Regions from separate parts of the Mus musculus genome. Here region 1 is linked to region 2. Evidence: chromatin loops called from intact Hi-C (ENCODE). Cell type or tissue: gastrocnemius. All regions are shown on one strand. Links, peaks and the distances in the headings refer to the core of each region. The heading gives the core; the rest is flanking DNA. Region 1 holds the start of Trim43b (tripartite motif-containing 43B). Region 2 has its middle 4.2 kb from the start of Trim43c.

Region 1 (5,380 bases), core at 145-5,144, 260 kb after region 2:
TCTTGAGCCAGGCAGTGGTGGCTACGCCTTTAATCGGAGCACTTGGGAGACAGAGGGAGGCAGAGGGAGGCAGAGGCAGGAGATTTCTGAGTTCAAGGCCAGCCTGATCTACAAAGAAAGTTCCAGGACAGCTAGGGCTACACAGAGAGACCCTGTCTTAAAAAATGAAGAAGGAAGAGAAGGAGGAGGAGGAGATCTTGAAACTATTTCTCATTATAATACATCAGATCAACTAAAATGTGCATAATAAATTTAAAATTATCTATAACCTTAACCCACATTATACCCCAAGGAAAAAATGCAAATACAAACTGAATCAGGTTTTGCTAAATAGCAAAATACAACTTCTAAGCAAACCCCTGTTTGTATTTAAAAATAGGAACAAAAAAGAAATTTTCTCTTGTAAATTGTGCACTTACCCAAGCAATTATTCCGGTCCCTGCTTAGCAATGCTTGGTAGCAATGCGATACTAGCTCAGCTCTGAGATCAGATCCTCAGAGAGTGAGGTGATAGATCTAGCAGTGTCTGGAGCAAAAGGTTAGAAACACTCCACTTCTGGTCTGGAGAAGAATGAACCTGGTGGGCCCCAGGGATGTACTTAGAGTCTCTAAAGACCACACCCACTTCCTCCCTTTTACTAATGCTTCCAATAGATGAGCTCCCTTAAGTGGGATTATTCTAAATGGATGAGAGATTGAACTAACACCTTGGCCAATCTCCACAAGCAAATCTCCCCCAAGGGATGTCCCAAATCACTATTTAGCTGGGTGTGGTAACAAACCTTTACCCAGAATCCAAGGAATTAGAATGCTGAACTAGGAGGATTTTTTTAGTTCAAGGCCCGCCTAGAATATGCAATGAGAGCTTTTTTTTTTTTTTTTTTTTTTTGTTTTGTTTTGTTTTGTTTTGTTTTGTTTTTCGAGACAGGGTTTCTCTGTATAGGCTGTCCTGGAACTCACTTTGTAGACCAGGCTGGCCTCATACTCAGAAATCTGCCTGCCTCTGCTTCCCATGTGCTGGGATTAAAGGCGTGTGCCACCACGCCCAGCATGAGAGCTTTTCTAAAGAAAAAAATTAGTAATTTTACAATAACTATAACTACATATTGAGCAATATGCTTATCCTTTGGTTTTAATAGCTTAACAAATGATGGCGCCCTTAACTCTGATTCCAGCAAATATCAACATAAATATCTTTTTAGATCTTTGGAGGATTCTTTTACAACTTCTTTTGCTCATATTGATCTCAACTTATACTTCTTCCAAATCTACCCTGCTTACTGACTCAACTTTCTGTTCTAAAAGGGAAAAAATGCACAAATCTCCCTCTATTTACTTTTGGCTGTGTACAGTGACATTAGAGTTCAAAGATGCCTAGCTCCCCACCAGGCTAGTTCACGTTAACCAGACAGAGTCGTGTGTTAATGTTGTGGCTGTGAAATTACAAGGAACCTTCCACATCTCAATCAGGTTTTTGCTTGCTTTGAACCTGGATGATCTGCTTTTAATATATATTTTAGTTAAAATTCCATTGTTTTCCTCTCCCTTCCCTTCTTACAGGTCCTTTATAGAGGCTGCCACCAGAGCTTTGGCTAGGATTTTAGGTAGATTCTCGATGCTCAAAATGTCAGGGTCTGGGTAGTTTTCTCTGCCTCAAATGATTCAGTCAGGAGGGGAAAAAAAATCCTCACAACAAAATTTCCAGCCTCTTGAGTTATACTTAATTCCAGATGTAGTGAAATTACAACCAAGAATACCCATCATAAGGGCTGACCACTTTGTACTGGGTGATCAGTTAGAAAGTTTATCCCTGATACAAGCTAAGTCTCTGTCTAGGTGTCAGAGCTAAGGTCTTCACCTCAGCGGCCATAAAGCAGAGAGGCAGACTACCTGCACTCACTCACTGCCTTTCTTTTATCCCTATGTGCCCAATCTATTGGATGGATGCCCACAGCATGGCGCTTCGCTCTTGTTCTCTGAAAGGCCCTCGTAGACATACTCAAAGGAATATCCTGTTGATTTCCTAGGCACTTCTTTTTTTAAATCATTGAAAATAAATTTTTCTCGTGAAGTGGGGTTTCCCATTCACAGCTGCCCATTTCTGGGTTAGATGCACTGCAGACAACAAATCCCCTTCATATATAGAGACATCCCATGATTTCTCTGACTCTGGAGAGCCCTAACTAATGCAGAAGTTGGTACTGGGGACTGGGGTGTTACTGGATAGGCTTTATCATGTTTTGGGTTGGGGAATGTTGACTTGCTGGCTTTGGATGTAGAAAGTAGTGAAGTGCTTTAAGTTAGGCTTAGTGAACCGTTCTAGTAGGAAGATGGAAGACATTGATGCTGAGGGTGATTTGAACTGTGGGAGAAGGATGTCAGTATGTGGACTAGAGGCTGCTCTTGGGATATTTGGTGAAGGAATGTGGCTGCCTTTGCCATAGTCTTGAGAGTCTGCTTGAGATTCAGTTGAATTAGACTCGGATTAATTGCATTGAAAAGGGAGTCTAAAAAATAGCCAGTATAGACTTTGCCCTCTGGTTAAGACTCACAACGAGCGCTTAAAACAAGCATAGCAAATTTAGAAAAGAAAAAATATAAAATGTGTTATTCAACTATTAAAGGGGCACCAGGAAGTGAAATGGGGCTTGATCCTGCATTGGCTCCTGGGAGCCTTCCCCATCCCAGATCTCTGGCACTTCTTAGAGACTTCCCCACCTCACCACCCTCTTTCATTTTGATTTTGTTCATCTGCCTGTTCTCTCTCTGGGGTCTGTCAGTTAATTTGAATAAGGGTTTGCAATCCCGCTGATTTTCTCAAAGAACTGATGAAGGGTTCCCTTTGTTTCTATTTATTGATTTCAGTCCTCAGTTTATTTCTTGCCGTGTACTCCTTCTTCCTGTGGTTGTCCTAGAGCTTTTAGGTGTGCTGTTAAGTTGCTAGTACAAGATTTCTCTAGGTCTGCTTCTGTTTTCCAGAAACACGGTTTCTCTTTGTAGCCTTGGCAGTCCTGGAATTGGATCTGCAGACTAGGCTGAACTTGAACTCAGAGACCCACCTTCCTCTCAAGGGATGGGATTAAAGGTGTGAGACTCCACCCCTTGGCTTCTCTTTAGTTGTTTGTTTGTTTGTTTGTTTGTTTGTTTTTGTAGGCATTTGGTCCTGTGACCTTGTCCTTTAGAACATTCCGCTTTAGCAGGGCAGTGGTGGTGCACACCTTTAATCCCAGCACTTGGGAGGCAGGCAGATTTCTGAGTTCAAGGCCAGCCTGGTCTACAAAGTGAGTTCCAGGAAAGCCAGGGCTATACAGAGAAACCCTGTCTCAGGAAAATAAAAATAAAAGAACTTCCCCCTTTATCGTGTCCCATGATTTTGGGTATGGTGTATATGCATTTCTAGTCAATTCTATGGGGTCTTTAATTTCTTTACTTTGGTCTTCATGCAGTAGTAAATTGTACAGTTTCCATGTGTTCTGTGAGCTTTCTGTTGTTTTTTTTTTTTGTTGTTGTTGATATCAAGCTTTATTCTGTGGTGGCCTCACAGGATACACTGAGTTATTTCAATTTTCTTCTATCTGTTGAGACTGACTTTATGTCCAAGAATGTGGTCAGTTTTAGAGAAAGTTCCATGAGGTGCAGAGAACATATATTTGTTTGTGTTCAGAGAGAGGGGGTGTTGTTTAAATGAACACTAGCACACACTGGGCTAAGTTTTACTTAGCACACAGGCCTTTGAAAGAAATTTTCACATTAAATGCCACTGGATGGCAATATTATTTGAGTATGAAACACAAAACCTAGGAAGAATTATACTGCTTTTATAAAAAGTGGGTGTAAATTTTTGGTTTTATTTATCTTTAAATGGTTTCATATGATGGTTGGTTGGTTGGTTGTTGTGTTTTGTTTTGTTTTGTTTTGTTTTGTTTTTTTGGTTGGGGACTGTTTGTTTGTTTTTGGAGACAGGCTCTCTTTTATGTAGCTCCTGCTGTCCTGGAATCAGATTTTAAACTGGGCTTAAATCCACTTGTCTCTGCCTCCAAAGTCCTGGGATTAAAGGTATGTACCACAATGATCAGACAATATTTGTTTTTATTACCAAAATCTTAAGTAAAACACCCCTCCTAAGGTCTTAAATGCACAGACTGATAACCATGTAATGAAAGTAAAGCAGAGGCAGGTGGAGCTCTCAGTTCTAGTACAGCCTACTCTACAAAGTGAATTGAAGATCAGCCAGGGCTACACAGAGAAACACTAAATCTAAAACAGGGGGGTAGATTAAAGGAGTGTGCCACCAAGCCTGGCTAGATGGATTTTTGATGACCAAGTCTTTATTGTTCTAGATGAGTTGCTTTCTTTACCTGGCTGTGGTGGGTCCACAGATGAAACCCACAACTGAGTGAGTACCAATAATTCAGCCTGCTGAGCTGACTGACCTTATAGTACTCCTTTGTCTTTATATTCTAGAGAATCAGATATTGGCCCCTGGGCAGTGGATTTAGTTATGGTAAGAGCTGGAGAGAGAAGGAAATGTACAGTTTTGACAATATCCTGAGTTGTTTAGGGGTTCCCATAGAACCTCTTTGGCCAACAACTCAGTTAGAAGTCAGCTGTTCTCAGTGCTGGAAGCTTCGGCTGGTGGCAAGAGATGTCCAGTTGAGGCTGTCTCCCCCACTATTCAGGAGCCCATTCATTTAGATCACCTTCATATATATACATGGAAGCTTTTACTATATGAGGTTCCCCTGCTATGACTCAAATAGCCCTTAATTTTAGCTGTCTCTCCTCATATTTTTACTCCCTGTCCACCTGTCCCTTCCCTACTTGATCTTCTCATTCAAGCCCTGTCATCATGCATTCATCTATAACTACCTATTACAAGTTCCCTTTCCTTGAAGCATCTAAGTATCTGTCCCCTTACTCTATATGTAACTGCTGAGATCATACAGATTATAGGTAACGTTTATAAGTGGCTTATAACCACTTATAAGTTAAGTTAAAATCCACATCCAAGTGGGAAAAAAAAATGCTATATGTGCCTTTCTGTGTCTGGGTTACCTCATTTAATTTAACTTTCTAGTTCATTGCATTTGCCTGCAAGTATTTTTTCCATTGAGTTATTTGTTCACTTTTCATCCCTATCACTGCCCCCAGTCCTGATCCTCCCCTTCTCTGAGAGAGTGGGGCCCCCCTGGGTATCCCCAACATGGCCCAACAGATTTCTGCATGGTTAGGCATACCCTCTCCCTCGGAGGCCAGACAAAGCAGCCCAGTTGGGGAAATGGATTCCACAGACATGCTACAGCTTTAGGGATAGCCTCTGCTTCAGTTGTTGGAGGCCCCACACGGAGACTGACCTCCATATGTGCTACATATGTGCTGG
Region 2 (5,380 bases), core at 265-5,264:
GTGTATTCATACACATAAAATAAATATATCTTTTTTTTTTTTTTTTTTTGGTTTTTCAAGATAGGGTTTCTCTGTATAGCCCTGGCTGTCCTGGAACTCACTTTGTAGACCAGGCTGGCCTTGAACTCAGAAATCCGCCTGCCTCTGCCTCCCAAGTGCTGGGATTAAAGGCGTGCACCACCACGCCCGGCTGGGGAATGCTTTGTATTATGTGAGTGTATCTTATTGAAAAAAGTAGATGTCAAATGTTTTTATAGTATTTCCAGGGTTGTTTTTGTTTTTTGAGACAGGGTTTCTCTGTATAGCCCTGGCTGTCCTGGAACTCACTTTGTGGACCAGGCTGGCCTCAAACTCAGAAATCCTCCTGCCTCTGCCTCCTGAGTGCTGGGATCAAAGGTGTGCGCCACCATGCCCGGCATATTTCCAGTTTTATACAAAATTATAATACATAGAGACATACCAACTCATGCATTATACATATGGATAGAGGTACTGTTAAATTTAACTTTAACAACAAATATTTGAATATTTACCAGACATAAAACACATGGAGTAGCTGGGCAGTGGTGGCACACAACAACAACAACAACCAAAAAAACAAACAAACAAACAAAAAAACCAATGGAGTGATAATAGTCTGAGGATATGTGATGGCATTTTCTTTTTTAGGTTGAAAATCGAAGATCAGGTAGTTTCATCATTTTAGCTTCTTCTGTGGGCCTACTTGACTGTTTTAAACACATTAGAGGGTCAGAAGGGAATCAAGCTAAGTACAGAAAGACAAAAACATGCTTTGCGCTGCATTAAAAATAATACAAGAAGCTGGGTGTGGTGGCCCACGCCTTTAATCCCAGCACTCAGGAGGCAGAGGCAGGTGGATTTCTGAGTTCCAGGCCAGCCTGGTCTACAAAGTGAGTTCCAGGACAGCCAGGACTATATAGAGAAACCCTGTCTCGGAAAACCAAAAAACCAAAAAGGAAGGAAGGAAGGAAGGAAGGAAGGAAGGAAGGAAGGAAATGGAATGGAAAGGAAAGGAAAGGAAAGGAAAGGAAAGGAAAGGAAAGGAAAGGAAAGGAAAGAAAGAAAGAAAGAAAGAGAAAGGAAGGAAGGAAGAAAAGAGAAAAAAAGAAAAAAAATACAAAATTTGGGGAGTAACCACAACATTAGCAGTACTCTCTTTTGTGGTATTGTCTAATGATCTGGTTATGATCTTGGTTTCCTTATCATGGCATAGTAGGGATTCACTCACCTTTCAACTTTTACAACACAATTAGCCAAGTTTTACTTAGCATATGAATAAACTGGGCATTGGTGGTAACACCTTTAATCCCAGCACTTGGAGGCAGAGGCCAGCAGATTTCTGAGCACAAGGCCAGCCTGTTCTATAGAGAAAGCCTGTCTTGAAAAAAAAAAAAAAAAAAAAAAAAAGAACCTTTTGAAAGGAATTTTCACATTAAACACACAATAAACATAGACTCAGTGAAACAAAACTAGGAGGGAGGCCCAAGCAAGGATGTTTGAATCTCACTTAGAAGGAGGGATAAAATAGTCATAGGAGGCAGAGGGAAGGGGGAACTGGGTGGGAGAGGGGAAGGGGAGGGGAATGGGGGATTTCAGATCAGGTATGGGGAGAAACAAGGGAGATAGCCAAGAGAATGAATCTGCAGCTAGTTGGGATGGGGGTAGGAGGCATTTCTAGGACATGCCAGGGACCCGGGATGGGGGAGGCTCCCAGGAGTCAATGTGGGTAACCTTAGCTGAGATATATAACACTGGGGATATATAGGAGAGGGCCTGAAGAGGCCACCTCCTATTGCTAAATAGGACCTCTAGTGGAGGGATAAGGACACCAACCCACCCACGTACTTTTGACCCAAAATTTGTCTTGTCTAAAAAAAAAATAAATGGAGGGACAAAGACAGAGCAGCAATTGAGGAAATGGTCTACCAGTAACCAGCCCAACTTGAGACCCATCCCATGTGTAAACCCCAGTCCCTGACACTACCAATTACACTCTGTTATGCTTGTAGAGAGGAGCCTAGCATAACTGTCCTCTGAGAGGCTCCACCAGGCAGCCGACTGAAACAGATACAGAGACACAGAGCCAAACATTGGACAGAATCATCTCACCTGGACCTTTGAGGGGCTCTCAGAAACTGAGCCACCAAGCAAAGGGCCCACACGGGCTAGACAGAAGCCCCCAGCACATATGTAGCACATATGGAGGTCAGTCTCCGTGTGGGGCCTCCAACAACTGAAGTAGAGGCTATCCCTAAAGCTGTAGCTTGTCTGTGGAATCCATTTCCCCAACTGGGCTGCTTTGCCTGGCCTCCGAGGAAGAGGGTATGCCTAACCATGCAGAAATCTGTTGGGCCATGTTGGGGAATACCCAGGGGGCCCCACTCTCTCAGAGAAGGGGAGGATCAGGACTGGGGGCAGTGATAGGGATGAAAAGTGAACAAATAACTCAATGGAAAAAATACTTGCAGGCAAATGCAATGAACTAGAAAGTTAAATTGAATGAGGTAACCCAGACACAGAAAGGCACATATAGCATTTTTTTCCCCACTTGGATGTGGATTTTAACTTAACTTAAAGTGGTTATAAGCCACTTATAAACGTTAGCTATAATCTGTATAACCTCAGCAGTTACATATAGAGTAAGGGGACAGATACTTAGATGCTTCAAGGATAGGGAACTTGTAATAGGTAGTTATAGATGAATGCATGATGACAGGGCTTGAATGAGAAGATCAAGTAGGGAAGGGACAGGTGGACAGGGAGAACAGTAAAAATATGGGGAGAGATAGCTAAAATTGAGGGCTATTTGAGTCATAGCAGGGGAACCTCATATAGTAAAAGCTTCCATGTATGTATATGAAGGTGATCTAAATGAATGGGCTCCTGAATAGTGGGGGAGACAGCCTCAACTGGACATCTCTTGCCACCAGCCGAAGCTTCCAGCACTGAGAACAGCTGACTTCTAACTGAGTTGTTGGCCAAAGAGGTTCTATGGGAACCCCTAAACAACTCAGGATATTGTCAAAACTGTACATTTCCTTCTCTCTCCAGCTTTTATCATAACTAAATCCACTGCCTAGGGGCCAATATCTGATTCTCTAGAATATAAAGACAAAGGAGTACTATAAGGTTAGTCAGCTCAGCAGGCTGAATTATTGGTACTAACTCAGTTGTGGGTGTCATCTGTGGACCCACCACACCCAGGTAAAGAAAGCAACTCATCTAGAACAATAAAGACTTGGCCATCAAAAATCCATCTAGCCAGGCTTGGTGGCACATTCCTTTAATCTACCCCCCTTTTTTAGATTTAGTGTTTCTCTGTGTAGCCCTGGCTGATCTTCAATTCACTTTGTAGAGTAGGCTGTACTAGAACTGAGAGCTCCACCTACCTCTGCTTTACTTTCATTACATGGTTATCAGTCTGTGCATTGAAGACCTTAGGAGGGGTATTTTACTTAAGATTTTGGTAATAAAAACAAATATTGTCTGATCATTGTGGTACATACCTTTAATCCCAGGACTTTGGAGGCAGAGGCAAGTGGATTTAAGCCCAGTTTAAAATCTGATTCCAGGACAGCAGGAGCTACATAAAAGAGAGCCTGTCTCCAAAAACAAACAAACAGTCCCCAACCAAAAAAACAAAACAAAACAAAACAAAACAAAACACAACCAACCAACCAACCATCATATGAAACCATTTAAAGATAAATAAAACCAAAAATTTACACCCACTTTTTATAAAAGTAGTATAATTCTTCCTAGGTTTTGTGTTTCATACTCAAATAATATTGCCATCCAGTGGCATTTAATGTGAAATTTTCTTTCAAAGGCCTGTGTAAAACTTAGCCCAGTGTGTGCTAGTGTTCATTTAAACAACACCCCCTCTCCCTGAACACAAACAAATATATGTTCTCTGCACCTTATGGAGCTTTCTCTAAAACTGACCACATTCTTGGACATAAAGTCAGTCTCAATAGATAGAAGAAATTTGAAATAACTCAGTGTATCCTGTGAGGCCACCACAGAATAAAGCTTGATATCAACAACAAAGAAACAACAGAAAGCTCACAAAAACACATGGAAAATGTACAATTTACTACTGCATGAAGACCAAAGTAAAGAAATTAAAGACCCCATAGAATTGACTAGAAATGCATATACACCATACCCAAAATCATGGGACACGATAAAGGGGGAAGTTCTTTTATTTTTATTTTCCTGAGACAGGGTTTCTCTGTATAGCCCTGGCTTTCCTGGAACTCACTTTGTAGACCAGGCTGGCCTTGAACTCAGAAATCTGCCTGCCTCTGCCTCCCAAGTGCTGGGATTAAAGGTGTGCACCACCACTGCCCTGCTAAAGGGGGACTTTCTAAAGGACAAGGTCACAGGACCAAATGCCTACAAAAACAAACAAACAAACAAACAAACAAACAACTAAAGAGAAGCCAAGGGGTGGAGTCTCACACCTTTAATCCCATCCCTTGAGAGGAAGGTGGGTCTCTGAGTTCAAGTTCAGCCTAGTCTGCAGATCCAATTCCAGGACTGCCAAGGCTACAAAGAGAAACCGTGTTTCTGGAAAACAGAAGCAGACCTAGAGAAATCTTGTACTAGCAACTTAACAGCACACCTAAAAGCTCTAGGACAACCACAGGAAGAAGGAGTACACGGCAAGAAATAAACTGAGGACTGAAATCAATAAATAGAAACAAAGGGAACCCTTCATCAGTTCTTTGAGAAAATCAGCGGGATTGCAAACCCTTATTCAAATTAACTGACAGACCCCAGAGAGAGAACAGGCAGATGAACAAAATCAAAATGAAAGAGGGTGGTGAGGTGGGGAAGTCTCTAAGAAGTGCCAGAGATCTGGGATGGGGAAGGCTCCCAGGAACCAATGCAGGATCAAGCCCCATTTCACTTCCTGGTGCCCCTTTAATAGTTGAATAACACATTTTATATTTTTTCTTTTCTAAATTTGCTATGCTTGTTTTAAGCGCTCGTTGTGAGTCTTAACCAGAGCGCAAAGTCTATACTGGCTATTTTTTAGACTCCCTTTTCAATGCAGCTAATCTGAGTCTTATTCAACTGAATCTCAAACAGACTCTTAAGACTAGGGCAAAAGGCAGTCACATTCCTTCACCAAATATCCCAAGAGCAGCCTCTAGTCCACATACTGACATCCTTCTCCCACAGTTCAAATCACCCTCAGCATCAATGTCTTCCATCTTCCTACTAGAACGGTTCACTAAGCCTAACTTAAAGCACTTCACTACTTTCTACATCCAAAGCCAGCAAGTCAACATTCCCCAACCCAAAACATGATAAAGCCTATCCAGTAACACCCCAGTCCCCAGTACCAACT

The links. Peaks named below come from ENCODE experiments on the same cell type or tissue, not always from the same donor. Only the 100,000 strongest peaks of a DNase experiment are listed, where the experiment ranks them.
Region 1: a loop joins it to region 2, with 12 times the contacts of the local background. A loop is called at or near these places in 8 of 42 quality-filtered maps.

What each region holds. Positions count from the first base shown.
Region 1 is chr9:89,092,117-89,097,496 of GRCm38, forward strand. Trim43b (tripartite motif-containing 43B) reads right to left here and starts at 719. Exons shown (of 7, transcript NM_001170884.1): 1 at 420-719. In gastrocnemius, for the core only: no CTCF peak of the experiment used is centred there; no DNase peak of the experiment used is centred there.
Region 2 is chr9:88,832,297-88,837,676 of GRCm38, forward strand. No RefSeq gene overlaps it. Among named protein-coding and RNA genes, the nearest start is that of Trim43c, 4.2 kb to the right of the region's middle. In gastrocnemius, for the core only: no CTCF peak of the experiment used is centred there; no DNase peak of the experiment used is centred there.